Linked DNA regions of Homo sapiens: regions 1, 2 and 4 are each linked to region 3. The links are chromatin loops, found by intact Hi-C in ENCODE. Cell type or tissue: ovary. All regions are shown on one strand. Region 1 overlaps STK32A (serine/threonine kinase 32A). Region 2 overlaps STK32A (serine/threonine kinase 32A). Region 3 holds the start of STK32A (serine/threonine kinase 32A). Region 4 overlaps JAKMIP2-AS1 (JAKMIP2 antisense RNA 1).

Region 1 (8,000 bases), 140 kb before region 3:
AAAAAGAATGGAGGGACTAATGGGTCATACATGACTTAGAAGGGAAATGATCGCTTAAAATCTTAGGACTCACATATCAAGGATGAGCAGAGCAAACACTGATTAAATTATCATAGCTGGAGACGGCATCTGAAATATTGGAAGGGGTTAGAGCAGGTGGAAATCTCAGAAGGAGAACAAGAGGACTTAGGGAATTTGCCTCAATTGTCAGACAGACTGGGTGGCATGGCAGTCTGTTGATTCTATACTTTAAAGATGTTGAGCAGAGCAAGATAAAGTGGAGGATATTCTGGGGGGAAAGAAACAATAGAGGCATCTGACATGAGCATAAAAAGAGCCAAGGAAAAGAAAGGCTAGGAGTCAGGAAGTGCAATGGAAAGTAAAGCATCACAACAGCTAACATTCTGTGGAGCACTTTACATGCACTAATTTACTCAGAACAAGCCTATGAACTTGGTACACATACCAACTCCATCTATAAATGAGGAAACTGAGACACCCGAAAAATGCAAAACTTTAGTTATGTTCTTCTAGTTTATCACATCCTAGATTCTATAACAGTGTATCTCAATCATGGTTGCACACATAGAATCACCTGAAGTAAGTTTTTAAAATACTGAAACCCAGGATATAAAATGAATGTGCAAAGATTGCTAGCATTCCTATACACCAACAACAGGCAAGCAGAGAGACAAATCATGAATGAACTCCCATTCACAACTGCTACAAAACAATAAAACACCTAGGAATATAGCTAACAAGGGAAATGAAGGACCTCTTCAAGGAGAAATACAAACCACTGCTCAAGGAAATCAGAGAGGACACAAACAAATGGAAAAACATTCCAGGTTCCCAGATAGAATCAATATCATAAAAATGGCCATACTGCCTAAAGTAATTTATAGATTCAATGCTATTCCCATTAAATGACTGTTGGCATTCTTCACAGAATTAGAAAAAAAAACTATTTTCAAATGTATATGGAACCAAATAAGGGCTTGAATAGTCAAGACAATCCTAAGCAAAAAAAAAAAAAAAAAAAAAAAAAAAAAAAAAAAAAAAAAGACTGGAGGCATTATTACACTACTACACTACCTGACTTCAAACTATACTACAAAGCTACAGTAACCAAAACAGCATGGTACTGGTACAACGACAGACGCATAGACCAATTAAACAGAATAGAGAACTCAGAGAGCTCAGAATAGAGAGCTCCTTTTCCAGGCTTGTGGCTTGATTGGAATTCCCTTGCCAACACTTGACTCTTTTCTAATGTGGTACCTAAACAGTGATGAATTTGGCTCTAGAGTAACAAGGTGACTCTGAGCTACACACAGTGGGGCAGAAATGGGGCTAAGCTATAGCTAATATGATACTGATATGGTGTATGTTCTTGTTAGATTTTGCTGAAGGAATGCCTTCAGTGAATGGCTCTAGATAAGACTAAAGGCAGGGAGGATGAGTAATGTCACAAGCCTTTTGAACACAGCATGGGTAATTCCTATGATCAGAAACCACCTGTCATTTTATTTCCTCTGTAACATTAAGATCTGCCTGTGCCCTGAGATGTGCCAGCCTTGAAATGCTCTTGTCCTTTCCTGTATGCTCACCTACCTCTGCTCAATCTGGAGGAACCAGATCAAATGTTGCCTCCTCTGGAAAGCCTATCCTAACCCTTCACTCAGGTCCAGTGAGCAATTCCCACAGCACTTTGTGTATCTAACCATAGCATTAACCACCTAGTCAGAAATATTTCCTAACAAAGCAGGAATTTTACAGTCATCTGAATAAATGAATGAATGAATGAACGAGCATGTTAATAATATAATAAGGTAAGATTGACTCATGTTTTAAAAGCCTTAATGTAAAAGAGAGAAAATAGAGTGAAGAATCAGAAAAATAGTTCATAATCTTTCTGATTCTTCTTGGAAGAAAGACTATTCTTTGTTTTGAAGCAAAGTACCTTTTATTTTTGAACCTGGGGTACAAGATTAGAAGAATCTAGAGAAAAATGCTGATGTAAGCAGTTCCAAGCCCCATCTCTGAACAGAAACATCAAAAAAACAAGCAGATACTGTCAAAACCAACTTTGTCAAAACTCCGGAAAGCACTCAAAGGTTTACTGGAACCAAGTGAACACTAAATTAAGAAAAGAAAAACAACTTAAAAATGCTCTTGGTGTTAAATCTCAGTCAAAACATTAGCTGAGCACAGGCTAAAGTAACAGAAACTTCAGTGATGACACAACAAAGCAGACAATCTCTGCAAACATTGTTTGGAGAAGTCGCTAAACAATGGATAACTACAGCCTTCAACAATCAAAAAATAGCAAACCATGAAGAAAGGAGGAACCTGATTTCCAGAGTTACCACATTATCATATTTAAATGTCGAGTTTTCAATAGCAACAGAAAAAAAATCACAAGGCACACAAAGAAACAGGAAAATATTGCCATTCAAAGACTTAAAATCAACAGATAGAAATTGTCCTGAGGAAGCTCAAACATTGAGCTTTCTAGAGTGAGATTTTAAAACAACCGTCTTGAATATGCTCAGAGTTAAAGGAAACCATGGAAGGAAACCACAAAACAGGTATCAAAAAATTTAAAAAGACTGAAATAATTGGAATGAAGGTAGGAATCAATAACAGAAGGAAAACTGGAAAATTCACAAAAATGTGGAAATTAAACAACAAACTCTTAAAAAAAGAGTCAAAAAGAGAAATCACATGAGATATCAGAATATACTTAGAGATGAATTAAAAACAAACCACAGCATCCCAAAACTTATGGGATAGGTGAAGGCAGTGCTCAGAAGGAACTTTATAGCTATAAACACCAATATTAAAAAAGAAGAAACATCTTAAGTCAAAAGCCTAACTGAACACCTTGCTAATATGTTAAGGATTTTTGCATCTATATTCATAACAGATGTCAGTTTGTAATTATCATTTTTTGTGATGTCTTTGTCCAGTTTGGTATCAGGGTAATGCTGGCTTCGTAGAATGACTAAGGGAGAAACTATTTGCAGTTCACATATTTGATAAGGGTCCAATATCCAGAATATGTAAAAAACATCCTATAATTCAACAACAGAAATGACAAGGTGATATTTAAGGTATAAAGAATGAGAGGAAGCCCCCTATGTGAAGATGAAAGGGAAGACCATTCTAGGAACAGGGAAGAGCAAGGGCAAAGGCCTTGAAGAAGAACAAAAGGTTCAGTGCTTGAGAGTGAGACACTTGCAGGGCCTGTGAGGTTGGAGGGTTTTAAGTGAGGGTCAGAGTGGGATAGTACAAGGATGTGGCAGGAAAGATGGGCAGATCATGTTGAGCATGGTACGTATGGTCAAAAGTTATTCCTAAATTGCTCAGTTATTTCTAAAACTTTAAAAACTTGTAATAAAAAGGATCTCTTGGTTTTTATCACATGTTAGGTCCTGTTATCAGAGAGGCCTGTATCCACCTTGAGCCAAGTTCTGCTAGGTCAGGGGAAGGAGCAAGTCTGGAGAAGCGGGTTGGTTATGACATGATCATGAGGAACAGACCATTGGGAAGAAGACAGTTCAGAGACAAGCAATATGCAAGACGGGTTAGCAGCACAGCTAAGCATTCCTTGGAGGGTCCTAGAAAATATTTCCTGAAGGGAATCTGACGAGAAGCCAGTTCTGTGATCAAACAGGACAGAGATGTGAACGTTGGTTAATTGTCCATTGAAATATATAGTGGCCCCTGACTACTAGAGAAATTAAGGAGATGGAGGATACTTATTTGTTTGCAGAGCCATCTTTACCACAAGACTACACAATCTTTGAGAAAAGGGACAGCACTGAGTATAGAAATTATATCTCAATCATTTCTCACTCCAGTCTTTAGCACAGGACCTGGCAGATCATAGCTACTAAAAAAAAGTAGCCTAAATGAATGGATGGAGGGAGGCAGGGATTGATGGAGGAATGGAAATGGTCGTGTGGATAGATAGATGACCTTTAGAGGCAAAGTAACTTTATTACTTCATCATCATTATAATTCATAGAGCCACATGTGAGTATAAAATCCTACTGAGTGTTTGCAAGTTACTTCACTGAAATCTGAGCTCTGACTCTGACAGAGAATAATATACTTAGTTACAAAGTTAATTTAACTCAGCCTGAAATCCAGCAATAGTGCTCCACCATGTTAGAATTCCGTCATTCCTGTGAACAGACACTCTTCTGTGAGGCTTGATATCATAAAATTCTGCTTGTGGCAAAGAACAGACATCATCTCTAGGGTTGGCTGCTCCCAGAAACTCCTCAAAGCAGGAGTGAGGTCCAAAACAACCATGTGTGTACTTTGAAACCTGCCCCTTTACCATAATTTTATGAATCATCCCCTGACCTAAGCTTGGCCAATGACAGTTCCTCTCCCAGGAAATTTGTAAATTTTGAATTGAGAACTGGAAGAGAGAAATAACTGAGTCAAGTTAATGGCAGAACTCTAGACGGAAAGCCTACAAGTAAAATGTTGCTGCTAGGATCCTCAGAGGAGCTCTGGTCTGCCCTTTTAGAAACCCGGCTGATCTACTTCTCCTATTTCACTAAGCAGCAAAAGCAGGAAGCTGAAATGACCTCCCAGTAGAAGCTCTCGAAGATATTGCAGCCATCATGGGGATACCCATGACCCTGAGTTTGGTGGGGACCTGCTTACCTGAGAAGAATCGCATTTCCTCATATCCTTCTCCTTCTTTGCCAGACGCTTTTTTTTCTTATGTAGAGGTTTGGACTCCAAAATCATTTCCTCAAGTTCAAAGGTAGGATCACAATTCAGCCTGCCTTTCTGCAAGGAAGACAGTTGGCTCAATCCTCAGATTACTGTATCATTCTGAAAAACACAGCAGACCTAATACGGAAAATAATACTTAGTCTTAACGGAGCAGTCCATGAATAATACACTGGGATTCCCACTCTAAGTTTTACGTTATTTATTGCCAGCATCGTTTTTCATATTCTTCGTTTATTTTTCTAAACTCTCAATTAGGCCTCAATGAGTAAAAACAAAAGCCGACTTACAGTTATTTTTCTAAAGTGGAAAATAAATTTTGGGTTATGTTTCCGAAAGTGCGCTCTAATAATCATGTAACTCAGAATCACCTAAGTTGCTTGCTCAGCTTCCCAGTTCTCCAACCAGACTTCCCAAATCAGAATTTCAGAATGTGAGGTCCAAGAACTTGCACTTTAATGAGCTTCCCAGATGATTCCGATTCACACTAAAGTCAGAGAAGCATAACGTAGAACTTCTTTTGAGCCAGCATTGATGGCTAATTGCAGGGACGCAACACATAGAAGGAGGGGGAAGCAAGAGTTGGGGTGCCTAGACCTTCATTGTGTCATGTGTCAATTATGGTACAAGTTGCCCCTAATGGACCCCACAAAGCGGAGAGGTAAGAACTCAGACCTACCCTCCTGTTGCTCCATAAGGTACAATTCCACCACCCTGCTTTCTCCTTTCTCTCACTTTGTACTTTCTCCTTACCCTCTCATTGGAGCATGCCTCCTGCTGTGTGTACATGAAGGATCACACTCTCACATTCCCACAGCAAATGCCTCATATGGGCTTAAGAGTAATTTTTTTTTTTTTTTGAGACAGGGTCTCACTCTGTTACCCAGGCTAGAGTGCAGTGGCACAATCACTGCTCATGCAGCCTCAAACTCCTGGGCTTAAGTGATCTTTCTACCTCAGCCTCCTAGGTAGCTGAGACTACACCCAAGTACCACCACGCCTGCCTAATTTTTTTTTCTTTTTCTGTAGAGACACGGTCTTGCCATGTTGCCAAGGCTGATCTTGAACCCCTGATCCTCCTGCCTCGGCCTCCTAAAGTGCTGAGATTGCAGGCCTGAGCTGCCATGACAGCCAAAACAGAAAACTGAATTGGTTCTACAGGCCCCTTTAGAAGCCTCTTATTCTGCCCAATATACCTACAACTGAACATATAATTTCAGTTCTAGGCAGAGAGAAGGAGCTAGTGGCCTCACTTGGGACCTTTGGCCTAAGCTTCTGGACTCTGGCTCTTACCAGCATAATGCAGTAGACCACAGAAGTCCATTGGTTTGGCTATCCATCCAATGGGAATTATATGTCTTTGGTTATCAGTCCTTACAAATATAAATCCCTGAGACAGAACAAACAAAGGATGAGGGGCAAATGCTAAAATAAATTCCTCACCCCAACTCCAACAATTTTCAATTCTTTGACTCAGATCTCTAGGGACACAAACTTCTGCATCTTTAGAATCAAAGAAAACTTAAAAAAAACCCCAGCAGATTCATGAGAATGACTATTTGGGGAACTAGGACTTCCTTTCAATAAAAACAGACCATAAAAAGTGGTTAAAAGCTAGAACTTCAGTCGCAAATACACCTGGATTAGAATCCCAGCTTGACTACTTGCTAGCTTTGTGACCTTTGGTGACAAACTTACCCTGTGCATGTCTCAATTCTCTCATCTGTAAAATGGGAATTGGGGCTCTCTTAACAACACTGGTGTGATTATCTAATGAGACAATGTGTGAATCTGGCACACCGGGTAATGCGCACTGAATGGGAGTTATTTGGCTTTGTTAGGATTGACTCACATTAGGAATGAAACCTGGAATGAGCCTCTTCTGAAAAACTGCATCCCAGTTTATATCATTCATATACGGGAAGTTCTGGACATCAGATAACTGAGAAAATCGTTGGTCTGGATTAGGTTCGAGTAGCTGCCAATAAAATGCAAACATCAAGGCCATAAGAAAGGATAGAAGGACAAAAAAAAATCATACAAATTCCCTCTAAATGCTTTCAACTGTAGGACTGAAGGAAAATAGACAGTGTCCCCTATCCCTAATCCCATAAACAATGTAGATCATACATTATTAGAATGAACAGTATGTAGGATTCTGCAATGTGATGAGTAAAAATGGCTTGTCCTACTAAGTCAAATATATCTTTGATTCTTGACTCCTCTACTTACTAAGGGCAAATTTGTTCTCTAAATCTTAGTTTACCCATGTGTTTAAAAAAAGTGGTAATAATGTATTTCATACGATTGTAATCAGGATTAGTGGGAGGCTATTTATACAAAGTACCTAGTAGAAAACCTATGGTGACAAATGTTGATACATTTCACAAGTAGAACTCATTTCCTACTAAGAATTGTAGCTGTTTTTACAACTAATTAAAATACATTGGGGGCGGCATAGATAAGGTGTAACTAAAGTAACTGTTATAGTTCTAGATTTTACTAATTGAGATAAAAGATTTTTGCCCCCTTAACCATTCCTGAGCCAACATCACAGCAATTGTGTGGCTCAAATAGGCATTGTCAGTCCCACTTGAGAATGCTTCTGAAGATGACAACCATGCAACCTCAGGGTGTAATTTGTGGAGTGAAGCAGGGCTGTCTTGGAACTAAGCAGAATTTGCTTATGAAAAATGATCCCCCATTCTATGTCTTTGACATTACTGATGCAATGTCCCTATTCCAAAATAAGGAACTTGACTCCAAAAACAAGAGACACAAATGATGACTCCTTAGCCACTAAAGCTATTTTCCATTACCAGCCACAACTGGTGCAATTTTCTCCTCAAAAAAAAAAAAAAAAAAAAAAAAAAAAAAGGCCAAGCCCATTCCTCTTGGGCCCCTCATTCTTGTTTTGTATCATCACTCAATATACACTTTTGACCTCCCGCTATAACTGTTCTTCATCTGTTTGATGAAGATGGGTACCTTGAAAATCTGATGAAAGCTGTGGACCTCATTTATTTGAATACTTGTCAAATTTCACTTCTCAGGCTTTGTGTTAGATGCTGAGAATACAATGGTAACACATGTCAGACATGGTCCCTACCCTCATGAAGCTAAGAAGAAAATGGTACGTAACCAAGGATCACACAAATGCTGGGTATAATTTTAAACTGAAAAATGCTATGAAGGAAAGATAGTGTTATGTGAACTTACACCAAGAAGGTGATATTTGAGCT
Region 2 (8,000 bases), 130 kb before region 3:
TCAACACTAAATAAAGGACCATAGCTATATCATATGTCTTGGTAATTATATAGTAGAAATAACTCATTAACTCAATATCAGTAAAGGAGTGCTAGATGCTTTATCACCATTATCAATGTTTATTGGTAATTTAGTAGCCAAAGGGTTAGGTTACTCCATATGATTCAGACCATGTTTATCATTAAGAATCAGATTAGGCTTAGTATACTCAAGCTTCTAGGCTTATATGTGTATGCACATGTGTTTTTACTTTTTTCTGTGTTTCTTCTTGATTTTAATTCATTGCTGCTTCTCAACCTACTGTTTCTGGGCCACCTAGAAAATAAAATGATTTTATAAACAAATGAATTAACTGATGAATGCCACAAGCAGCTGGTTTAAGTGTGTACATTTTTCTCTAGTTACTTTACAAGGCCATATGACTGAATTTAATTTTTAAAATCTCCATGACCTGTTGGTTTATTAAAAAATAATCACATTGTCTTTATCTTATTTTTTAATTTACTTTTACAGTTCTAAATTTTAAAATTAATTTGAATTAATCAACTACCAGAATTGTATATTTATTTATTTACCAATTATTTATTGAATGCCTACCATGTTCCAGCACCTTTCTTAGGCATTGAGGGTACAATGAAGAACAAGACACATATGGTTTCTATGTTGGTGGGGCCTACAGTCTACTTAAGGAAGCATGTAAATTTATTATATAGACTGTATACACACACACACACACACTTAAATAAATGGGATACATGCTATAGAGAAAAATTACAGTATGCAGTCACAGTATATATCATAAAAGCCTAAGGCAGCATCTAAACTAACAGTGAGCATATAGAGAATAAACAAAGTGGAAAAGGTGAAATGTTATAAGGGAACAAATGATGTGTTGTGAATATGGTTGTATTTCAGAAGTGCAAAGGCAAAAGAATTGCAGCTAAGCATGTACAATGAGTACAAAACTATGTACACATCTATCCTAAGTTAACACTTTTGGATAATATGAAACTATAAAAGATGTGGACCTTTGCCTTTGCAATGGCAATGAGATAGTAGGGAGTTAGAGAGATGACAAAGCAGATTAATAGTTAAGGGACACATTCATTAAGACTGAAACCAAACTCAGAAATGATGAGAATGTTTTCGAGCACATTTTCTCATTAAGACATATACTTTTCTGTAAATAAAAATTTGTACGTATGGAGGAAATTGTTTAGCACACTTCCTCTGTGCTTGAGTTGTATTGATGCTTGTAATTAAATGTTACTTCCTTTTCTTCAGATAAGCTACATTTTGAAACGTAATTGCAGGTAGCATAGTTGGTCATTTTTTCCTAGAAGGTGTCTAAGTGATTTGTTTCTCCATTCATTCAATAACTGTCAGGCCTCTGAGCCCAAGCTAAGCCATCATATCCCCTGTGACCTGCACATACACATCCAGATGGCTGGTTCCTGCCTTAACTGATGATATTCCACCACAAAAGAAGTGAAAATGGCCGGTTCCTGCCTTAACTGATGACACTACCTTGTGAAATTCCTTCTCCTGGCTCATCCTGGCTCAAAACGTCCCCCGCTGAGCACCTTGTGATCCTCACCCCTGCCCACCAGAGAACAACCCCCCTTTTTCCTTTACCTACCCAAATCTTATAAAACGGCCCCACTCCTATCTCCCTTCGCTGATTCTCTTTTCGGACTCAGCCCACCTGAAACCCAGGTGAAATAGCCTTGTTGCTCACACAAAGCCTGTTTGGTGGTCTCTTCACATGGATGTGAGTGAAAATAACCATGTATTATATACCTATTTAAAGTTAAATATTGTGACCAGGTGCGGCGGCTCACACCTGTAATCCCACCACTTTGCAGGGCCAAGGCAGGTGGATTGCTTGAGCCCAGGAGTTCAAGACTAGCCTGGGCAACATGGTAAGACCCCAACTCTACAAAAAATACAAAAAATTTCCAGGCATGGTGGCATATGCCTGTAGTCCCAGCTACTTGGGAGGCTCAGGCGGGAGGGTTGATTGGACAGAGGAGGGGGTGGTTGCAGTGAGCCGAGATTGGGCCATTGCACTCCAGCCTGGGGGACAGAGCAAGACTCTCCTGAGGAAAAAAAAAACAGTTAAATACTGTGAATAATACTAACCTATATAAGATACATACTTTACCTTTAATGAATTAACAACCTAATAATATACAAGAGATAAAAAATAAAAATTGATATGCCTATAGATTTAATCCTTAAAAAGAAAATAGATTTAGGTGTTCTGATCTAGAAAGCTGTACATTTTATCTTATGAAATGAAAAAAAAAAAGGCTCAACAAGGTAAAACATACTTCTATTTTTGCTAAAACAACACATCTATCTATATCTATCTATCTGAAGATAGAGTATCCTTATGAGAACAGAAACAAGTTGGAAGTGAATGCAACAAACTGCTAAGATGGGGTTTAAAAGTCAAAGGGAGTTTAATTTCTTAATTGGAAATGTTCTTTGCCTTAGAGACTACAGCTGATTTTTGCTTTCATTTTCGTGGTTTTCTATATTTTCTAATAAGCTTAGATTCCAAAGATTCACAGGATACATAAAGTAAATAAATGTTTGGAAGAGATTCGGATCACTTTAGATAGGGAGGTCAGAGAATGTTTCTTTAGAGAAAGTGCTATTTTGTCATAGGTGATAAAGTATGAATAGAATTTGAATATAAAGAGATCTAGAAAAACCTCCCCAACACGAACTGGAATAGTTTAATAGTGTGTCCTTTCTTAGAAATGACCAAAATACTTGGCTATAAAGATTTTGAAAAGCCCTGCAATGAAGATATATCCTTTATTAAAACTTCATTTAGTGATTTCAAATCTTACGCAGAGTGATTTTTAAAGAAGACCAAGGTTTGCCTTGGAAACTCTCTTTATAGGCGAAGGAACAAGAGGTTAAAAAACCCAAGAGATGCTTTGAGAAGAGGAAGAAGTTCTAAGAGGCCAAAATGAGTTCATGAAGGGTCAGAAATACACAAATGGAAGCAAAATCTGAAACGTTGACCTAATTCCGAAGAATGCCAAGCTAAGACATCTGAAGTTTGTTGTGGGGAGTGGGCGGGGGTGCAGATAAGGCTTGTGAAGGGTGTGTATGTGTATGTGTGTGTGTGTGTGTGTGTAGCACTGGGGAGCAACAGTAGTTTCTTTTTCTTAACAAAAAAGGTCATATCTGTGCTTTAGAAAAATGAATTTGTCAAAGTTGACATATCAAATCACAGGGAACTAGCATAGAGGTAAAATAATATGGGAAGAAGAGAAACAATTTTCTTAGCAAAATTCTTTCCAGGCAGGCGAGAATACCTCTTTTAGATAGGTGATAGTTAAATACAATCCTAGGCATGTTTGAAGAATAACAGATAGTCGTTTGTCTGTTTCAACTCGCTCCTCTGCTTCTGTTTTGCTAGGTGTGTCATAAAAGATGAGGGCAGAGCACAATTGCTCTGAACCCCAGAAGCAGCTAGCAAGGGTCTAACACAGAAGCACAGCCACAGAAGGTGAGTAAATTGGCTGGGGAGAAAAAAATTAAGGGTGAAGTGGGAAAGAGCAGATATGTTTCTACTTTTAAGTAAGTGTATGTTTCTCTTCTCTGTTTTCCTATATAATCATGAGTAGCGTATCTACTTGTTCACTGGATTTATTTAGAAACTTGAAAAAAAAAAGCCCATCAGGAGATAAAAACAGGTAATATCCCTATGTAGGACTTACACATTTGGCTTACAAGGGTGGTCCTTTCACATCAATTTGACTAACTTATCCAAATTTGAATATACTTAAGAAATAGTGCTACAATGACTTCCTCAGGAAAGGCAGGAGTACAAACAATGAACTAATGAATGTTTGGGTGTAAAATGGACCCTGCAGAGTGAATGAAACAGATACAATTGTGAGATCCTCCTTTTTTTTGCTTTAGAAACACTCATCTTTGATTTCCTGAGCAAGATAAAGCCATTGGACCATGATGAAATAACCCCAACTTCTAACAACTGTTCTTACTGTGAATAGGTTAATTACTTGGGAGATGGCATTTTTAATGCAGAAATCATGATGGTGTGTTGTGGGACCAAAGAAGAGGGCTATTGACAGCAGCAGAAAGAATGACTCCAAAAAGTTAGGAGAGGAGAGCTGCAGTATCTGGATGATGACTTGAGATACCCAATTCTTTAGTTCTGTGGGATAAACAAGCTCCTAAAGTCAGGTCTTCAACTCTTTGGTCTTAGAGGAATCACTGATTGCATCCATCACTGGGACCTTGAGAGTATACAACCTGTTACAGACTGAATGTATCCCCCCAAAATTTCTAAATTTAATCCCTAACCTTCAATATGATGGTATTTGGAGATGAAGCCCTTGGGAGGTAATTAGGGTTAGATTAGGTCATAAGGGTGGAGCCCTCAGGATAGGATTAGTGGCCTTATTACAAAAAGAAGAGAAAGAGATTATCTCTCTCTCCGTCATGTGAGGGCAAGAAAGAAGCTGTCTGCAAGTCAGGAAGAAAGCCCTCACCAGAACCCAACCATGATGGCACGTTAATCTCAGAATTCTAGACTCCATAACTGAGAAAATAAATTTCTGTTGCCTAAGCCACCAATTCTGTGGTATTTTGTGAAGGCAGATATTGCAGACTAAAATTTTGGTATTGAGAATTGGAATGCTGCTGGAACAAATGCCTTAAAATGTGGAAGTGACTTTGGAACTAGTTATTGAGCTGGAAGACTGTGGATGTATGCACTAGAAATATGGATATTAAGGGTGATTCTGGTGAGGTCTGACAGAAATGAGGAACATGTTATTGGAAACTGGAGGAAAGGTGATTCTTGTTATAAAGTGGCAAGGAGCTTGTCTGAACTGTGTTCTACTATTTTGCAGAAGGTAGAAATTGTGAGTGATGAAATGAGATATTTAGCTGAGGAGATTTCTTTTTTTTTTTTTTTTTTTTGAGATGGAGTTTCGCTCTCATTGCCCAGGCTGGAGTACAATGTTGTGTTCTCAGCTCACTGCAACATCTACCTCCCAGGTTCAAGTGATTCTCCTGCCTCAGCCTCCTGAGTAGCTGGGATTACAGGCATCCACCACCATGCCCGGCTAATTTTGTATTTTTAGTACAGATGGGGTTTCTCCATGTTGATCAGGTTGGACTCGAATTACTGACCTCAGGTGATCTGCCCGCCTCAGCCTTCTAAAGTGCTGGGATTATAGGCATGAGCCACTGCACCAGGCCAGCCGAGGAGATTTCTAAGCAAAACTTTGAAGGAGTAACTTGGTTCCTTCTGTCTGCTTATAGTAAAATGTTAAAGGGAATGTTTGAATTGAAGAAAAAATAATTAAGCAAAAAGCAACCAGAAATTGAAGATTTCTATCCATATTGCAGAAAATGAGCAAGCCTGTTCTGAAGAGCACACTAGAGTGTAGCTGAACAATCAAGTAGTTATCACAACAGAAGCTAGAAATAAAGATGGGATTATACTAGCAGATGCTGCCAGTTTGAATTTATGGAGAAAGGCTGTCAGACTTCTTGGATTTTACAGGCTGGGACCGTAATGCTATCCAGCTGTGAACATGTGCTATCCTTCAAGTAAAAGGAAGAAGGATCATGAGGGCGATTCACAGATCATCAGGGCTGCCATTCCCACTACAGGTCCAGAGTGCACTGGCTTGGGGAGCAGGGTTGCCTCCACCTCTGTTTCGAAGGGCAGGACCACCACTCAACAGAGCTGTGTAGACAGAGCCTTCACAGAGAGCCATGTGGGTAGTGCCTTTGTAGAGAGCCACTTAAGCAAGTCCCCTCTCCCCATCCCCAGCCATGAGAGTGATTGCTCCCATGCCTGTGTAGATCTAGAGGGCAAACCAACAACTCAAAGAAGATTATTCTCGAGTTTTAAGATATAATAGAATTTGCTTTGATATGTTCTGGACTTGTTTAGGAGCTGATGCCCCTTCCTTCTTTCCCATTTCTCTTTTGAAATGTTGGAATGGGATTCTCTATCCCACAGCTATGGTATCATTGTATTTTGGAAGCACATAACTTGCTTGTTTTTTGTTTGTTTGTTTTTTGTTTTGTTTTGTTTAATGATGGGGTCTCACTCTGTAGCTCAGGCTGGAGTGCAGTGGCATGATCTTGGCTCACTACAGCCTCTACCTCCTGGGCTCAAGTGATTCTCCCACCTCAACCACCTGAGTAGTTGGGACCACTGGCTTGCCCCACCATGCCTGGCTAATTAAAAAAAAAAGGTGTTGTAGACACAGGGTCTCCCATGTGGCCCAGGCTGGTCTCACACTCCTGGGCTCAAGGAATCCTCCTGCCTCCTACCTCTTAAAGTGTTGGGATTACAGGCATGAGCCAGTGCCTGGCCACTTGTCTGCTTTTATAGGTACATAGCTGAGGAGAAATTTTGCCTTAGGATGAATCATACCTCGAGTCTCACCCATACACAATTTCTATGATGTTTAGATGAGATTTTGGACTTCAGACTTTAGAGTTGATATGGGAATAAGTTAAGACTTTTGGGACTGTTGAATGTATGTATTTTGCATATGAGAAGGACATGAATATTGGAGGGGTCAAGGATAGAATGTCATGGACTGAATGTTTGTGTCCCACTCAAAATTCAGATGTTGAAGCCTTAACCCTCAATTTGATGGTATTTGGAAATGGAGCCTCTGAGAGGGAATAAGGGTTAGGTTAGTTTATGGGGGTAGGTCCCTCGTGATGGGATTAGTAGACTTATAAGAAGACAAAGATCTCTCTCTGCCATGTGAGGACACAGAAAAAAGGCTGCTATCTGCAAGCCAAAAAGAGATTTCACCATAACCCAACCATTCTGGCATCTTAATCTCAGACTTCCAACCTCCATAACCAAGAAAATAGATGTCTGTTATTTAAGCCATCCTGTCTGCAGTATTTTATTATGGTAAGCAGAGCTGACTGAGATATAACCTAAGGAGTGTATTTCTATTATGTAATAGTTTGCACAAATTGTATAAAATATGTTTCAGCATATTTGCTTTCTTTTCATCTCTTTTTTCTGGGAAAGAGATTCTTAGTTTAAGAAATGTTTCCTTTAAAAGGAAATGACTCTAATTTGTCACTGAACCCAGAACCCAGGAGCCAAGTGATAGAAATCCAACAAGACAGAGCATGAATTGTGTTGTATTAATAATTCACACTAGCCTTGGTGAGGTATGTCTGAATTAGAGTCCTGTACTATGACTGCAAAATGACTTTCTTTAAACAAACACAGATATTTACACAAGATATTTAGTGAGGTGTATTGATTTCCCCTCTTTGGGAGTTTATAATATCCATATTATTCCTTTACTTTTAACTGTGTAATTTAATGGTAATTGACATGGTTGGTCCCATATGCGGGACAAATGAATTAACCTATGCAGAAATCTCAAGGGGTGTTATCAACATCACATGGCATAGCTGATTTCAGCTTTCAAGTGAACTGCTTGGATCTTAGCAAACAATACATTCTTTCATTCTAAAATAGAACTTGCTGGAAAAATAACCAAAGAGGAAATGCTACTACAGTACCCGGCCTCTCAGCAGTTCATATGCCGTCACTCCCAGGGACCACCAGTCAACAGCAAAGGAATAGCCTGCTCCTTTTCTGGAGCTGAACATCTCAGGTGCTGAAAAACACGAAAAATTAAACCAGTTTGATTCCCTGAGACATTAGTATTATATTTTCTCAACATGTTCCTCCAAAGGAGAATTACCAGGATCAAAAATATAAACACTTTTATGGATGTTTATCATCCGTTGCTAGATTGCTCACAGCAGGCAAACATTTCTAATTTTCTAATCTCTCTCAGTAGCCTCATTCATCAGTCAACACACACAGGCATGCATAGGCCTTCATGGATAAACTCTTCGCTTATTTAGATCATGCACCGATTAAAATTTGGGTCCTATTGGGCCTCAAATATGTGGCTCACCCTGAAATCAAGAAGGCTAAGAAG
Region 3 (8,000 bases):
ATTTTGTACAAAATAATATTTTAAAATTCTACTCAGCTATCTGGCTTAAGAAAATTTCATGCTTAGCACATATATGGTCATGGATACATATAATGAGACAATGTATATAAGGTAATTGGCACAATGCCTAGCACATGATATGCAAAGAATGAATGTTAGCTCCTGCTATTTCTAAGAGTAGCAGAATTTCCTTATTGCGTATTTTTAAAAAAATAGTTGATTTCCTCCTGAGCTCTTTACATGTGAAGGGAATATTGATTACAGGCAGAATTGGAGAAAGTGTTAAGGATGAGTTATTGAAAAAGAACTTATGAAACCCCTAAGGAAGTGTAGAAGAAAAGCTCGTTTTCCCATTAGGAAAATGTAAGTAAACCCTTCATTTGGAAGGCAGACTCAGACTCATTAAGGAAATGCTACTTTTCATACTAAAAACCAACTGCTGGCAAAGTGCCTTATGGACTTTAGCAAGAATCATTAAATAGAGAGCAAAGAGAGTCATTAATTAGGAAGCAACCAATTAAATGGTATGAGAGAGGGAGTGAGTAGGGGTAGGTGGTCACAGGTGGCTGATGGAAGCTCAGTGGAATTATTGAGACCCAGGAAGATAGAACTCAACCATTTCTCCAGGATAAAAAATCAAAAAGAGTTTAACTCCAGCAGACAAGGGAGTTAAGAAGTAAGTGGGATGCACTTTTTATTGTGAGTGTTTTATTGTGAGTTAGGGAGAAGCAAATGGGGTGGTCTTTGTGCTTTATTATTGCATTTAAAATCCAAATGAGGGATAGTGTAAGGACTGAACCACTGATGGCACTAGAAAGAGATGAATGGTCCTAAAGAGAACATTAATTTTTTTTTTTTGAGATGGAGTCTTGCTCTGTTGCCCAGGCTGGAGTGCAGTGGCACCATCTCGGCTCACTGCAAGCTCTGCCTCCTGGGTTCACGCCATTCTCCTGCCTCAGCCTCCCAAGTAGCTGAGACTACAGGCACCCGCCACCATGCCCGGCTAATTTTTTTGTATTTTTAGTAGAGATGGGGTTTCACCATGTTAGCCAGGATGGTCTCGATCTCCTGACCTTGTGATGCACCCACCTCGGCCTCCCAAAGTGCTGGGATTACAGGCTTGAGCCACCGTGCCTGGCCGGGAGAACATTAATTTTAAGGATTTGCAGTTGTTAACTGCAGGCAGAGGCTACATTGTCTTTTATTTTGTGCTTAAAACCTGAGTACATGTAGTTTTCACAATGCACCCCAGTCCTGTCATTCTTATATCTTTCTTCACACCTCAGGTTTTTCTCAAGTAGCCTGTCATCCTGCAACATAAGATATACCAAGCACTGACCTTGCAAGTTGTCGAATCAGAAAGAGAAAGAGGAAGGAATATTATCGCAATTTTCCATGTTTCAGAATTTCATTCTGATGTGCACACAATTTTGTTCACCACGGACCAAGTGATTTTTAGTGGGAAGATAATATGCAAACAGGGAACCATTTTTGTGTGTGTCTGTGGAAGGGGGAAGCAGATGGAACCACTGGGTGGTCGTTTAGTATCTTCTTCATTGCACCTAACATACACAATCCAGTTTAAAATTATTTTTCATTTTCTCTCCCATGTGGATAACCAAATTAGATTTTTTTTTTCATATTCAGAAAGAAATCTACCTTTCTCTCGCAGGAAAATGGAGACATGTCCTTTCCATTCTGCTGAAGAGCCCAGTAGAGCTGTAGGACTCTCTTTTACCAACCCCCCAGCCCTTCCTGATCTCCAGGCACTAGGTCTGCAGTGTTACCTAAGCATCATTTTGAGATGTGAAGAGGACAGCTACCATCCATGAAAATGAAAATCCAAAGCATATGAAATGTAAAAGGAGGAGAAATTTGTCTTGCAGGGACACAGGGAGTTTTCAGAGTCTACCCTGACCTGGCCGATTATCAGATTATTAACTGGGAAATAGTTCCCTAATACCAACCTTTCATCTTTGGCCTGTAATTTGGGGGTTGTCAACAGGTAAGCTTCTCTAACCACCAAGCCTCCCTAGATAAAGAGGTGTGGTCTTCTAGGATTGGAAAACATAGGAGGTGATGCAAGAAAGTTGCAACTTTTGATTAAACATTTTAGGTTTCATTGTCACAGAATGTGCATAGACACAACTTATTTTGTTTGCATTTGAAAAACAGAACTTCTTAGTTTAAGAAATATTTTAAAAATAGGGGGCAAAAACATGAAAAATGCCCAAGTTAATAACACTCTCAGTTAACAATTGTTTATATTTGGTCATCTTTATATCATCATTTTTATTTTTAAAGCATTTTAGGGAAATATTATTTCCACCTTAATCCTAAAGTCCAATTGATTTCCCTTTCACACTTTCCAAAGACAGCCACAATCACGGATGTGATAAACATTTTACAGTCCCCCTTCTATGATTTTACAAACATGACAAGTGTCTTAAAATAAGTCACCTAAATGGCATGAGAGAGTGGATATATTTTGCATCTTGCTGTGTCTATCTGCCATCATACTTCTGAAATCTAGGTACAGGCATGCTGATCCCTACAGCTCTGATTTTAGCTTTTTAAGTGCTGCATAGCAGTCCGTTGTGTGAATACACCACATTTTATTTTTTAAGTCCTGGGGGAAAAAGTCCTTGTGGAGATGAAGCAATCATCAAAGGCAGCTAGGTTTTGCTTGTTTAGATGCTGGAGAACAAGCAGAAACACCTCCACTCACTTGTCTCAACCCAGCAAATATTTATTGAAGTCTGTCTGGGTCTGCACATGAGTCAGTGCCAGGCAGGGGAACCTGGATGGAGTGCAAAATAGCTGGAATTGGCCCTAGCCTGCATTTAGTTTTGTGAGTTATCTTGATCAGCAGCCTTTGTCTTCTCTTCTCCTTGCACTTCCTAGCTTCCCAACAGTACCCTTAGTATGCAGGTTTATTGTTATTATTCGTTAAATCTAGACCACCACTCACCTAGTCTCGATTCTTCCTTCATTCCTCCCATGAGGCTCGGAGCGATGCTTTCATCCAGGGAACAGGGACTAAGAGAAGAACTCCAAGAGCAAGGAGCAAGAAAAGGCACCTATCTGCCCGGAAGCGGCGGAGGCTGCGAGCGCCGGGCTGGGCTGGGCTGGGCTGCGCTGGACTGAGCTGGGCTGGGCTGGGGAGGCACCTGCGGCTGCCAAGGGGTCCGAGCGCCGCCCAGCGCACAGCTACCCCGGAGGGGCGGCTCCTTGGCCAGGGAAGGAGGCGGGATCTGCTTGCCAGCGGGCGTCTCCGCTTAGCGCTCTCTCCAGAAACCGCTGGGCAGTCTCCTGGGTGAGCGCCAGACGCCTGGGGTCCGTTTGCCGCCTGCTGAGACTAGACAAGGACCCCGGGAGGGCGACGTTGGGGGAGAGGGCTACGGATGGAGGTCCCGCCGCGCTTGGGCCGGGTCCGGAGCCACCAGGACGCACAGCGGGTACTATTACGCCCCATATCACGGGAACTGCCTCACCCCCCCTGCGATGTGGATCGTAATAGCCGGGGGGGGGGGGGGGGGAGAAGGGGGGTGCTATTACTCTCCATATCGCCGGGGGTGCCTCACCCCCCTGCGATGTGGATCCTAAAAGCCGGGGGGTTGAGGGGGAGAGGGCGGTGCTATTACTCCTCATATCGCGGGGGAAGCCTCACTCCCCTGCGATGTGGATCGTAATAGTCGGGGGGGAAAGGGGGACGCTATTAATCCCCATATGGCAGGAGGGTGCCTCACACCCCAGCGATGTGGCTCGTAGTAGCCAGGGAGGGAGGGGGGGTCCTATTACTCCCCATATGGCGGGGTGTGCCTCACCCTCTTGCTATATGGGAATTAATAGCATTCTCTCCCCTCTTGGACATTAGAAACAATTTCACAGTGTGTGTGTACACAGCCTGCGATATTGAAACTAACAGCATCCTATCCACCTCCGGTTATTAGGAACAATATCACAAAATGGTGTACACTCTTTGCGAGACTTGGAGTTCTATCGTGCTGTGTTTCCCTGAATATTCGTAGAAATGTGACAGCGTGGGTGTACACCCACTACTATATTGGGAGTAACTTCGTACTCCACCCCCTGGAAATTAGGAGAAATATCACGGAAGGGGTGTAAAGCCACTGCGATATTTGAAATAATATCATGCCCTCACCCACTAGTTATTAGGAACAATATCACAGGACGGTGTATACCTTCTACAGTATTGGGAGTAATATCATCATCTCTTTCTTTAGATATTAGGAACAATATCAAAGGGGGTTGCACACCCAGTGTATTATTGGAAGTAATATCATTCTCTCTTCTTCTAGATTTTAGGAATCATATCACAGGCAGGGTGTACCACCCTTATTATATTAAAAGTAATGTTATCTCCTTTCGACCTGGATATTAAGAACAATAAGAAATGCGTTCTGTACATCCTTTGAATATTGGTAGTAATACCATCTTTTCCCTTCCTGGATTTAAGAAACAATATGACTTGTGGGGTGTCCACCCCTTGCAATATTGGGAGTAATATCACCTCTCCCCATGAGGTTATTAGGGACAAAATCACAGGGTGGGTGTACACTTCCTACGTTATTAAGAGTAATATCATCCACTTTCCCCCTTTATATCAGGAACCATATCACAGAAGAGGTGTACACCCCCTGTGATATTGTCAGTAATATCATCTCTTCCCCCCTGGATATTAGGAGCAAAACCACAGGGGGGATGTACACCCACTGCGATATTGAAAGTAATAGCAGCCTCTTTCCCGCTGGATATTAGGAAGTATATCACAGGTGTGTGTGCACCTTCTGCGATATTGGTAGTAATATAAACCTCTACTATGCTGCCTATTAGGAAGAATATACAGTGGGGGGCGGGGGGGTTACAACCCCTGCGACATTGGGCATAATATTATTATTTTTCCCTGTACATTAAAAACTCTATCAAAGGGGTCTGTACACCTTCTGCGATATTGGGATCAATTTTATTCTCTCCCCCACTGAATGTTAGAAACAATATTACAGAAGGGTGTACACTTCCTGCGATATGGCCAGTAATATCATCATCTCCTTCCCTGGATATTAGGAACAATATCACCATTTGTGTACATCCCTTGCGCTGTTGGGAGTAACATTATTCTCTCTTCCCCTTGATATTAGAAATAATATCACAGGCGGAGTGTACACCCCACCCCCTGCGATACTGAAGGTAATATCATTCTTTTTTAACTTAGATATAAGGAACAGTATCACAGGGGGCGTGTACACTTTCTTCGATACTGGGAGTAATACCATCCTCTCAACCCGTAAAGAGCAGGAAAAATATCAAAGAATGTTTGTACACCACTTGCGATATTGGGAGTAACATCATCCTCCCCTCACCTGGGTATCAGAAAAAATATCATGGGGCATGGATGTACACCACCTGCGATACTGGGAGTAATATAATGTTCTATCCCCATGGATATTGAGAACAATATCACAGAGGTGGTGTACATCCTCTGCGTTACTGCGAGTAATATCATCCTCACCCCCCCTAGATATTAGGAGCAATATCACAGGAGGATTATACACCCGCTGCAACATTGGGAGTAATATCATCCTTTCCCTTCTGAATATTAGGAACCATATCTCATGGGGGATGTACAGCCCATTCCATTTTGGGAGTATAATCAATTTCTTCATTGCTGGAAATAAAAAACAATATAACAGTGGTGGTGTACACACCCTGTGATATGGCCAGTAATAACCTAGACTCTCCCCCGGGATATAAGGAACAATATCAAAAAAGAGTGCATACTCCCAGCGATATTGGGGTTAATATCATACTCTTCCCCCCTGGATATTAGGAACAATATCAAAGAAGGGGTGTCCACCCCTTGCCATATTGACAGTAATATCATCCTCTCCCTCCCTGGATATTAAGAACAATACCACAGAGTTGGTGTACACCCACTGCAATATTGAGAGTCATGTCATCCTCTACCCCCTGGATATTAAAAACAACATCACAGAGGGAGTGCACAACCCCCGCGATATGGCCAGTAATATCATAGTCTCCCCCACTGGATATTAGGAACAATATCACATGGGCGTGTACACCTCCAGCGCTATTGAAAGTAATATCATTCTCTCTTCCCCTGGATATTGGGAATAATATCACAGGTGGGGTGTACAACTCCTGCGATATTGGCAGTAATATCATCCTCTCCCAACCTAGATATTAGCAACAAAATAACAGAGGGGTTTATACTGCCTGCGATATTGGGATATCATCCTCTCCCCACCTAAATATTAGGAACAATATCACAGGGGGTGTGTACACCCCTACGATATTGGGGGTAATATCCTCCCTCTCCCTGGATATAAGGAACAATATCACTGGGGTACTGTACACCCCCTGTGATAGGGGGAGTAATATCATTTTGATCCCCCCTGGATATTAGGGACAATATTATGGAGGGGGTGTACACCCCTTGCCAAATTGTGAGTCATATCATTTCTCTTCCCCTGGATATTAGGAACAATGTCACAGGAGGTGTGTCCCTTGTGATATTGGAATTAATAGCATCCTCTCCCCCACTGAATATTAAAAACCACATCACAGGGATGTTGTCCACCCCTGCGATATGGACAGTAATATCATTGTCTCCCCGCCTAAATATTAAGAACAGTATCACAAGAGGGGTGTACACCCCCTGCGATATTGGGAGTAATTTTATCGTCTCTACCTTTGGATATTAGGACCAATATCACGGGGGTGGGGTGTACAACCCCCTGCGATATCGGACATAATGTTATCCTCTCTTCCCCTGGATATTAGGAGCAATATCCTGGAAGGGAGAGGGAGTACAAGCTCTTCGATATCTGCGGTAATAACATCATTTCCCTTCTTGGACATTAAGAACAATATCACTGGGAGGGTGTACACCGCCTGCGATATTGGGTGTCATATCATCCTCTCTTCCCTGGGATATTACGAACAATATCACAGGACGGGTGTACCGCACCTGTGGTATTGGGCGTAATATCATCGTCTCCCAATGTGGATATTAGGAAGAATGTCGTCAAGGGGGGATGTAAACCTTTGATATTGGGAGTAATGTCATCCTCTCACCCCCGGGATTGTAGGCAAAATATCGAAGGCGTTTTACAACTCGTGAGATATTGGGAGTAATATCATCCTCTCTGCACCTAGATATTAGGAACTATATCACAGGAGGCTGTGCACTTCTTGCGATACAGGGAGTAATATCCTCTCCCATCATGGATATTAAGAACAATATTACAAAGGAGGTGTCCACCCCCTGCGATATTGAGAGTCATATTATGCTCTCCCCTTAGGGATAAGAACAATATCGCAGGAGGTGTGTACAGCCCCTGCGATATTGCCACTAGTATCATCGTCTCCCTCCCGGGATCTAAGAAACAATATCACAAGGGGGTGTATACCCCCTGCGATATTGAGAGTAATATCTTCCTCTCCCCCGCTGGCTATTAGGAACAATGTCACAGAAGGGGTGTACACCCCCTGTTATATTGGGAGTGATAGCATCCTCTCCGTCCCTGGATATTAGGAACAACATCACTAGGGAGTGTACACCTCCAGCGATATTGAGACTAATATCATCCTGTCGCCGCCTAGATATTAGGAACTGTATCACAGGGGTGGTGTACATCCGTGCGAAATTGGAAGAAATATCCTCTCCACCTTTGGATATTAGAGACAATGTCACGGTGGAGGTCTACGCCCCTTGCGATATTGGGAGTAATATCATCCTCTCCCACCCAGGATATTAGAAACAAGATCACAGAAGGGATGTACACCCACTGCAATATTTGGAGTAATGTCATCCTCTAGCCCCTGGCTGTTAAAAATAACGTCATAGGGGGGTGTACACCTTCTATGATATTGGGAATAATATCACCCTCTCCCCACTGGATATCAGGAAAAATACTATTGATTATTAATATTAATACATATAATAATAATTAAGA
Region 4 (8,000 bases), 340 kb before region 3:
AATTTCCCAATCCTAGTAAGCCTGAGGGTACTGCAGGAGACCAGGGCGTATTTCAGTCTTTATCTCAACCGCATAAGACAGACACTCCCAGAGCGGCCATCTATAGACCTACCCCCAGGAATGCATTCCTTCCCCAGGATTCCTTGCTGGGAAAAGAATTCAGCGATATTCCTCCTACATGCACATCCATCTATAGGCTTTCCGCAAGAAGAAAAATATGGCTCTATTCTGCCCAACCCCAAAGGCAGTCAGACCTTATGGTTATCTTTCCTTGTTCCCTGAAAATTGCTGTTATTCTGTTCTTTTTCAGGGTGCACTGATTTCATATTGTTCAAACACACGTTTTACAAATAATTTGTACAGTTAATGCAATCATCACAGGGTCCTGAGGTGACATTCATACTCAGCTTACGAAGATGACAGGATTAAGAGATTAAAGTAAAGACAGGCATAGGAATATAAGAGTATTGATTGGGGAAGTGATAAATGTCCATGAAATCTTCACAATTTATGTTCAGAGACTGCAGTAAAGACGGGTGTAAGAAATTATAAATGTATTAATTTTGGGAACTGGTACATGTCCATGAAATCTTCACAAATTATGCTCTTCTGCTGCGACTTGAGCCGATCCCTCTGTTTGGGGTCCCTGACTTCCCGCAACACACAGGTGACACTGTCCCATCTTCTCCAACACAAACAGACACACACATACACTTAGACCTTGGCAGGTCAAAAGAGCTGGTATTTATGCAGGCTTTGAGGCAAATTCATGCTGTGGATTTTTTGCTATATGCTGCTCTTTATGTCTAGAAATGTTTTTCCTATTTTTTTGTCTAGATAAATCTTTTTATCTTTTCTTTTTTTTTTTTTTTTTTTTTGAGACAGAGTCTCGTTCTGTCACCCAGGCTGGAGTACAGTGGCACGATCTCAGCTCACCGCAACCTCCACCTCCTGGGTTCAAGTGATTCTGCTGCCTCAGCCTCCCAAGTAGCAGGGATTACAGGAGTGTGCCACCACCATGCCCGGCTAACTCCTGTATTTTTAGTAGAGATGGGGGTTTCACCATGTTGGTCAGTCTGGTCTCGAACTCTGGACCTCATGATCCACCCGCCTCAGTCTCCCAAAGTGTTAGGATTACAGGCGTGAGCCACCGTGCCCAGCTACCTGTTTAAATCTTATTGCTACTGGAAGACTCAGCCATCATCTTCTTTAAGAGCAGAACAAAATATTCTTTGATCTCGCACTCTATGTGTACCTATCATGCTATTTACCATGTATATTAAAGTTACAGGCCGGGCACCGTGGCTCACACCTGTAATCCCAACATTTTGGGAGGCCGAGGCAGGTGGATCACCTGAGGTCGGGAGTTCGAGACCAGCCTGACCAACATGGAGAAAACCCATCTCTACTAAAAATACAAAATTAGCTGGGCATGGTGGCGCATGCCTGTAATACCAGCTACTGGGGAGGCTGAGGCAGGAGAATTGCTTGAACCTGGGAGGTGGAGGTTGCAGTGAGCCAAGATCGTGCCATTGCACTCCAGCCTGGGCAACAAGAGCGAAACTTTGTCTCAAAAATAAATAAATAAATAAATAAATAAAGTTACTTGTTCTGTCCCTTTCCACTTAATGCCCCATGAAATCTGAGTTATTTGAGGGAAGAGATATTCCTTTGTCAGCTTTTCATTCCCAGCACCTAGCACAGGTCCTAGCACACAGCAGAGTCTTGGTGTATTATTTTAATTCTAGTATTTATGTATTGAATTGTGGAGGGAGCAATTGCTTCTTGTTTGAATGCTCAGAGAAGTCCCCATGAAGGTGGAAATAGGTTAACTGGGCCATTTTATTGGAAAGTAATTTTGTTGTTATTCTTAGCTTTTTGTTTGTTTTGTTATTCTTTCCTTTCTTTCTGTTGTTCTTTTTTTTTTTTTCTTTTCTGAAGGTGTCTTTTTGATAAGCCATAAGCTCTTCAGAAAACACTTACGAATAGATCACCACATTCCCTGTTCAATTTCACCTTATTTTCCTGGTCAAAGGTCTCTGTTTTTCTGTATTCTACTGTCTGACCACAGGAGGGTAGCATTTTTCCACAAGTCCAGGGAAAAAAGTGTGAGCTCAAGGAAAACCTAAAGCTGATTTTATGTGATATTTTGATGCCCCTTGGTTTTGCATTTCAATTCCCCACATCCATATGAAAGTAATAACCTAAACATAAGCATTGCTTTGTCCATTCCTCCGGCATGATTGTTCACTATCTCGGGTTTTGTAGCCTCTCCTTATTTCAGGGAGGCTGGATTGCTTTCTTCGCCGCAGGCAGCAAATTCATTTCCAAATACAAAGACCCAGCGAAACTTAGCGACCTCCAAATAGTTTCAGACTTGGTCAGACGCCAGATAAAAGAGGTCAAGGCAGTTCATCAGATTCACTCCCTAATTCCCCACCTCTGAAACAAGTTTTCCCCAGAGAACCGACAAGCAAAGGTATGTTATTGTGTCTAGAGTTTTTCCCATTGTGTGGATGACCTTGATTTTTTAAAATAATATTGTTAATGTTTTAAATATTTTTGCCGGAACATTTTATGTTTCTTAAAGGGATTTTTAAAGAAAAAAAAAAGACAATTTAACAAAAAGTTACCGCCCAAGAATCCCAAGAATGAAAAAACAGCAATAATTTCTTCTTGTTCTTACAAAACATTAGCTAGATAAGCTTTTATTTCATTAGTCTGCCATTCCTAACCATAAACGGCATTTTATAAGTCACTCGGTAATTGACCAAGGATCCCTGCTTCTTAGTGCTGTACCTCCTCAGTTATTAGGGGCTGCTATGGGAAAGCGCCATTCAAAATAAGCCAGGTGCTTTAATTTTATTTTAATTACAAATGGAAATTAAGCAGAGATCCAGTGATGCTGGCTTTTACTCCTTCTGATCTATTTTTCTTTCTATTCTGTTACAAGAGGCAATATGTATATAGGAGACATACGGACTGGGTCCTAATTCTATCTCTGCCACTAGGTATGTGTCATTGAAGAAGCGACTTGAGCATTTTAAATCTGCCCCCAAATGGGATAATCATACCATTTACCTTGTCAGGCTGTTGAGAAAATTAAATAAGATATGTAACAGGATTCACACAAAAAGTTGCAATGTGTGCTATATAGTAAAGGCTCAATAAATCACACTTTTATTAATTATGTTGTTCAGTTCATCTGTTAGTATAAAGGGATAAAGTGCAGAAGGATAATACGAGCGTATAAAGCCTGAAAAAACAGGAGCATGAAAGGATGCCTCTTACCCAGACACCCTGCCTTCATCATCCTCCCCTGATTCCTGGTGCTCTCTGAAAAAGCTAAGCAAAACATCATCACCAAGAGCACTGCAACGTTGAGTAAATAAGCAGTGATTTATTTAAATAACCAAAAAAAAAAAGTCTTCCTGTTCAGGATTGGCTTAATAGTTTGTAGAGGAAGAACAAACAAATCTTAGGCAAAAATGCCGAGAACCAGGCCCTGCAGTAGCTAGCCCTCGCAGTACTCACCGACACCACAGGGCGTCGCTGTAGAAAAACCGCTGTGGTTTGGGGCGCCTCTCAGACATCACTGACAATTAACTTTTCATTTGATCATCAATTGTTTAATTTTTCGTGTGTCACTATCACAACAGGAGTCATTTTTTAAGACCTGAAAAGGACCTTAAGAATATTCATTTTTTCATTCTTTCTTTTTTTTTTTTTTTTTTTTTACCAAACATTTATTGAACAACTACAATGTGGCAGGCATGCCTGAATATGAATGAGAAAACTATGTAAGTGGGCCAGGCGCCATGGCTCAGCCTGTAAACCCAGCACTTTGGGAGACTGAGGCAGGAGGATCCCTTGAGCTCAGGAGTTCGAGACCAGCCTGGACTAGCCTGGCCAACATGGCAAAACCCTGTCTCTAGGCATGGTAGCAAGCGCCTATAATCCCAGCTACTGTGGAGGCTGAGGCAGGAGGATCACTTGAGTCTGGGAGGTGGAGGTTGCAGTGAGCCGAGATCACACCACTGCACTCCAGCCTGAGCAACAAAACAAAAACAAAAACAAAACAAAACAAACAAACAAAAAAAATGGGTGCAGTGGCTTATGCCTGTAATCCCAGCACTTTGGGAGACCGAGGCTGGTGGATCACCCGAGGTCAGGAGTTTGAGACCAGCCTGGCCAACGTGGTAAAACCCTGTCTGTACTAAAAATACAAAAATTAGCCGGGCGTGGTGGCACAGCCTTATAATCCCAGCTACTCGGGAAGCTGAGGCCAGAGAATTGCTTGAACCCGGGAGGCAGAGGTTGAAGTAAGCTGAGATCACTCCACTGCACTCCAGCCTGGGTGACAAGAGCAAAAACTCCATCTCAAAAACAGAGAGAGAGAATACTGTGTAAGTGACTTGCCTACTGGTGGAGCTACTAAATGGTTGAGCCAAGACCTGGGTCAGATCATCTGACTTCAAGTTTAGTGAACTTTCCCTAAAAATAACAATGTAATTATTTTATATTATAATAAAATTAATTTATATTATATAATCCGGCCAGGCACGGTAGCTCACACCTGTAATCCCAGCACTTTGGGAGGTCGAGGCAGGTGGATCGCTTGAGGTCAGGAGTTCGAGACCAGCCTGGCCAACCTGGTGAAACCCCTGTCTATACTAAAAACACAAAAATTAGCTGGGCATGGTGGTGGGCACCTGTAGTCCCAGCTATCTGGGAGGCTGAGGCCCGAGAATCAGTTGAACCCGGGAGATAGAGGTTGCAGTGGGCCAAGATCGTACCACTGCACTCCAGCCTGGGTGACAGAGTGAGACCCAGTCTCAAAAAATAATACTACTACTAATAATTAAAGTTTATTATATAATCCTATATAATATATCTTAATATAATTATCAATATAACTAACATATAATTCACTATATATTAAATAAATAACAATATAACAATGACTGAGTCCCTACGATGTATAAAAATTTTTCATGCATTTTTAAATTGGCTATATGGCCTCTAGAGTGATCTGAGGATATAGGCTTTAGAATACTATGTTTGAATCCCAGCTCTGTTCCCCATTAGCTATATGACCTTGATCGACTTAATGAACATCTCTGAGGCTCAATTTTCTCATCCATAAAATAAAAATAATATAATCTGGGCTTATGGTAAGGATTGAATTAAATTAAATTAAAACATTATTTAAAATATTCATAAAATGCCTGGTACAGGGTAGAAGCCCAATCATTATCATTCATGCTCCTAACAAATTTGCATTTACTAAGGAAGAAAGTAACAAATAAAAGTTTAGTAACTTGCCCAGATTTATTCAGCCAATAAGTGGCCAAGTCAGAATCCGAATTCAGATCTGATTCCAAAGCTTATGTTCATTTCACTATTATGTTGCCAGTGTAATTTTGCCTCCAGACATAAATGTCTTTAATATAAATGTCTTTAATAAATGTCTTTAATATTCCTCCATGCACCTGGAACAGGCTACACCTGGAATAGGCTACACATGTAAGAGCTAATCTACACATCTATTAAATGTTAGCAACACTTTTAGACAAGGGGAGGATAGAGAATAGGAACGTTTTGTCTTGTTTTTGTTTTCCTCTTTTTCTGTTCCAATTAATGTACTAAGGATTAAGAGGGAACATAGCTCACTTCCCTCTTTTTCACTGCTCTGTCTTTCTCACTAAAGACAAAAGGATATGGCGCTTCACTACCTAGAAGGTTATGAATCCACACTGTTATCCACAAAGAATCCCTAAGGTTTTTTACTTCCTTTTCAAGTTTAAACCAAGGTTCTTTTCCCAGTTCCCGTGATCTGCCTCAACAGAAGGGACTCAGTGAGTCCCTGCATTTCTGGCATTTCTAGAAGGAAAGGGACAGGACCAGGAGGAGTGAAGGCCCCTGAGTGTGCGTGAGATCAACAGCTGCCTGCTTGGTGGGAACTGAGGGGGGCTGAAAGGATTCTACCCAATCGCTACCCCCGCAAACACACACATCCTCAAATGTCGTCTTGGAGTTAAATATGTATCTATATTCCAGGAAGTCCCTGGGCAAAATGGAGGTAATTTACCCAGAAGGATCATATAATAAGATATTAGAATCCATTAACAGAAAGCCTTGCCTTTTTACTAAATTATTTAGCTGCTCTATTTGGAAACCCTGAAAGGAAAAGAAGCATCATGTATGATAAGGGAATGTCCTATTAGGGAAATATGTTTTACTGAGAGACCCAGATGAGAGGCACATGGGGAACGGGGATTAACCAGGACAACTGTAAATGTCGTACCAAGAGTATTGTGTTGGTAAACAGGCTCTAGGAAGCGAGGGTGGGGGGCTTGATTTATACTCTGCAGATTTCTTCAAGGTAATTATTTCACCATAGCTGATTTCAAACTACCAATGACAAAATTCCTAAATATTTAACAAATGGCCTCCAGGACTGACACAAGCCAGCTCAGGCACATCACTACCAATAATTTTGGAAGGATGAGGTTACTTCCGGCCAATGACAAACAGTGTGACTTTTCAAAGCAGGTGTGTGTTTATCCCTGTCAAGTTCAATATGCTCCCTACCCAACCCCACCCCTCATAGCAGGGCTACAAAGGAATACGTAGAGTTAAGGTGGAGTAACAGCACAAATGAGTGCATGGAAAAACTGGTGAAATCTGAATACAGTCTGCAGTTTGCACGGTCCCAATGGCAGTTTCCTGATTTTGCCATTTTATTCTAGTTACTTAAGTTGTTACCATAGGGAGACGCTAAGTGAAAGGTATGGTGCACTATGTGCTAATTTGCCAACTTACTGTAGAGTTTATAACTATTTTAAGATAAAAAAGCTATATTAAAAAACCCTCAAGCAATATAGGAAAATACGTAGATGACAGCAAAGTTTGCCCCAAAATCATACCACACAGAAATAATCGTGATTATCATTAGGTGGACAGCATTCTAGACATCTTTTGGTGTACATATACAGATAGAAAAGGAAAGAGTTGATGCTACTTTTAGAGAAATAGAGTTCCAAAATAGATTCTATTTTTAAATACATGTAAATAATTTAATTGAACTTAACAGAAGAACCTGATGTTAAACTGTAAGAATCAGTAAACTTCAAATCACACACACACACATATATATTTATACCCATACAGTGGAGTATCAGATTTCATAGATGATGAGACCAGAGCCTGTGGGACCATGTTTTGGCTCTAAAATTAAGGCCTTTAAAATTATAAGTTGAGTTATTGTATTTCCTGTTCTCAGAGACCATAGCGCTAAGAAAGGAGGCATTGAGAGATTCAGCCCACTAAGGTTTCAGAAAAAAAAAATGCAAAAACACTGAACATTAACTTCAAAATGCCTTAGAACCTTGATTGACAACTAGGCTTTTTATATTTGACTTCCTGCTCTGTTTCATTAGCTGAAGCTTTTGACCACACTGTCCTCTTTTTATCTATATCTCGAGGCCACCAATATGATAATACAGTATTAATAAAAAATTAAAATGTTAATTTTGATGTTTTGTCACAGGGTTTACTTTGCTAAATATTTCAGTAATGAGCTAAACCACATTACAGATCTAGCCAGCTTTATAATTTTAAAAACTCAGCACAGTTTTTACCTCCTTTGAGTGTCATAGCAATCTGAACAACAGTCCAGGCTGATATTTCATCCCCATTTTAGGAGTGGTGAAAGTGAAGCTCACAGAAGATGGGCGGTGTGCCTACAGCCATGGGGAGGAAGTGGAAGGGCCATGGGATCTCACAGATTGCTGGACTTCCTATTGCTTTCTATTATCATATGTTAATAGAAGCCTGACATGGCTTTAGAACCTCCATATGTCAAATATAATTCAATGCACTTTGTAACACACTCAGGAAATTAAAGCTTAAAAGGAATTGAAATCTTCCCTACTCCCACAAAAGAAAAATATTTCATACCTACTAAGAGATTAGTAAGGATTTTTTAAAAATCAGAT

What was found. Peaks named below come from ENCODE experiments on the same cell type or tissue, not always from the same donor. Only the 100,000 strongest peaks of a DNase experiment are listed, where the experiment ranks them.
Region 1: it touches region 3 in a loop (2.7-fold over the local background); 83 of 110 quality-filtered maps call a loop at or near these places.
Region 2: a loop joins it to region 3, with 2.5 times the contacts of the local background. A loop is called at or near these places in 81 of 110 quality-filtered maps.
Region 4: it touches region 3 in a loop (4-fold over the local background); 75 of 110 quality-filtered maps call a loop at or near these places.

The regions. Positions count from the first base shown.
Region 1 is chr5:147,371,905-147,379,904 of GRCh38, reverse strand. STK32A (serine/threonine kinase 32A) reads right to left here. Exons shown (of 13, transcript NM_001112724.2): 10 at 6,611-6,736; 11 at 4,687-4,815. Among named protein-coding and RNA genes, the nearest start is that of DPYSL3, 130 kb to the left of the region's middle. In ovary, no CTCF peak of the experiment used is centred here; no DNase peak of the experiment used is centred here.
Region 2 is chr5:147,361,187-147,369,186 of GRCh38, reverse strand. STK32A (serine/threonine kinase 32A) reads right to left here. Exons shown (of 13, transcript NM_001112724.2): 8 at 7,573-7,670. Among named protein-coding and RNA genes, the nearest start is that of STK32A, 130 kb to the right of the region's middle. In ovary, no CTCF peak of the experiment used is centred here; no DNase peak of the experiment used is centred here; H3K4me3 peaks cover 441 bases; H3K27ac peaks cover 571 bases.
Region 3 is chr5:147,230,171-147,238,170 of GRCh38, reverse strand. It overlaps STK32A (serine/threonine kinase 32A), which reads right to left and starts at 3,145. Exons shown (of 13, transcript NM_001112724.2): 1 at 2,972-3,145. STK32A-AS1 (STK32A antisense RNA 1) reads left to right here and starts at 3,312. Exons shown (of 4, transcript NR_147190.1): 1 at 3,312-3,458. In ovary, no CTCF peak of the experiment used is centred here; DNase peaks (open chromatin) are centred at 3,120 and 3,729; H3K4me3 peaks cover 1,629 bases; H3K27ac peaks cover 1,624 bases.
Region 4 is chr5:147,572,684-147,580,683 of GRCh38, reverse strand. All of the region lies in intron 1 of JAKMIP2-AS1 (JAKMIP2 antisense RNA 1), which reads right to left. Among named protein-coding and RNA genes, the nearest start is that of JAKMIP2-AS1, 17 kb to the right of the region's middle. In ovary, CTCF peaks have their summits at 2,092 (motif pointing right) and 3,537; a DNase peak (open chromatin) is centred at 3,543; H3K4me3 peaks cover 573 bases; H3K27ac peaks cover 1,591 bases.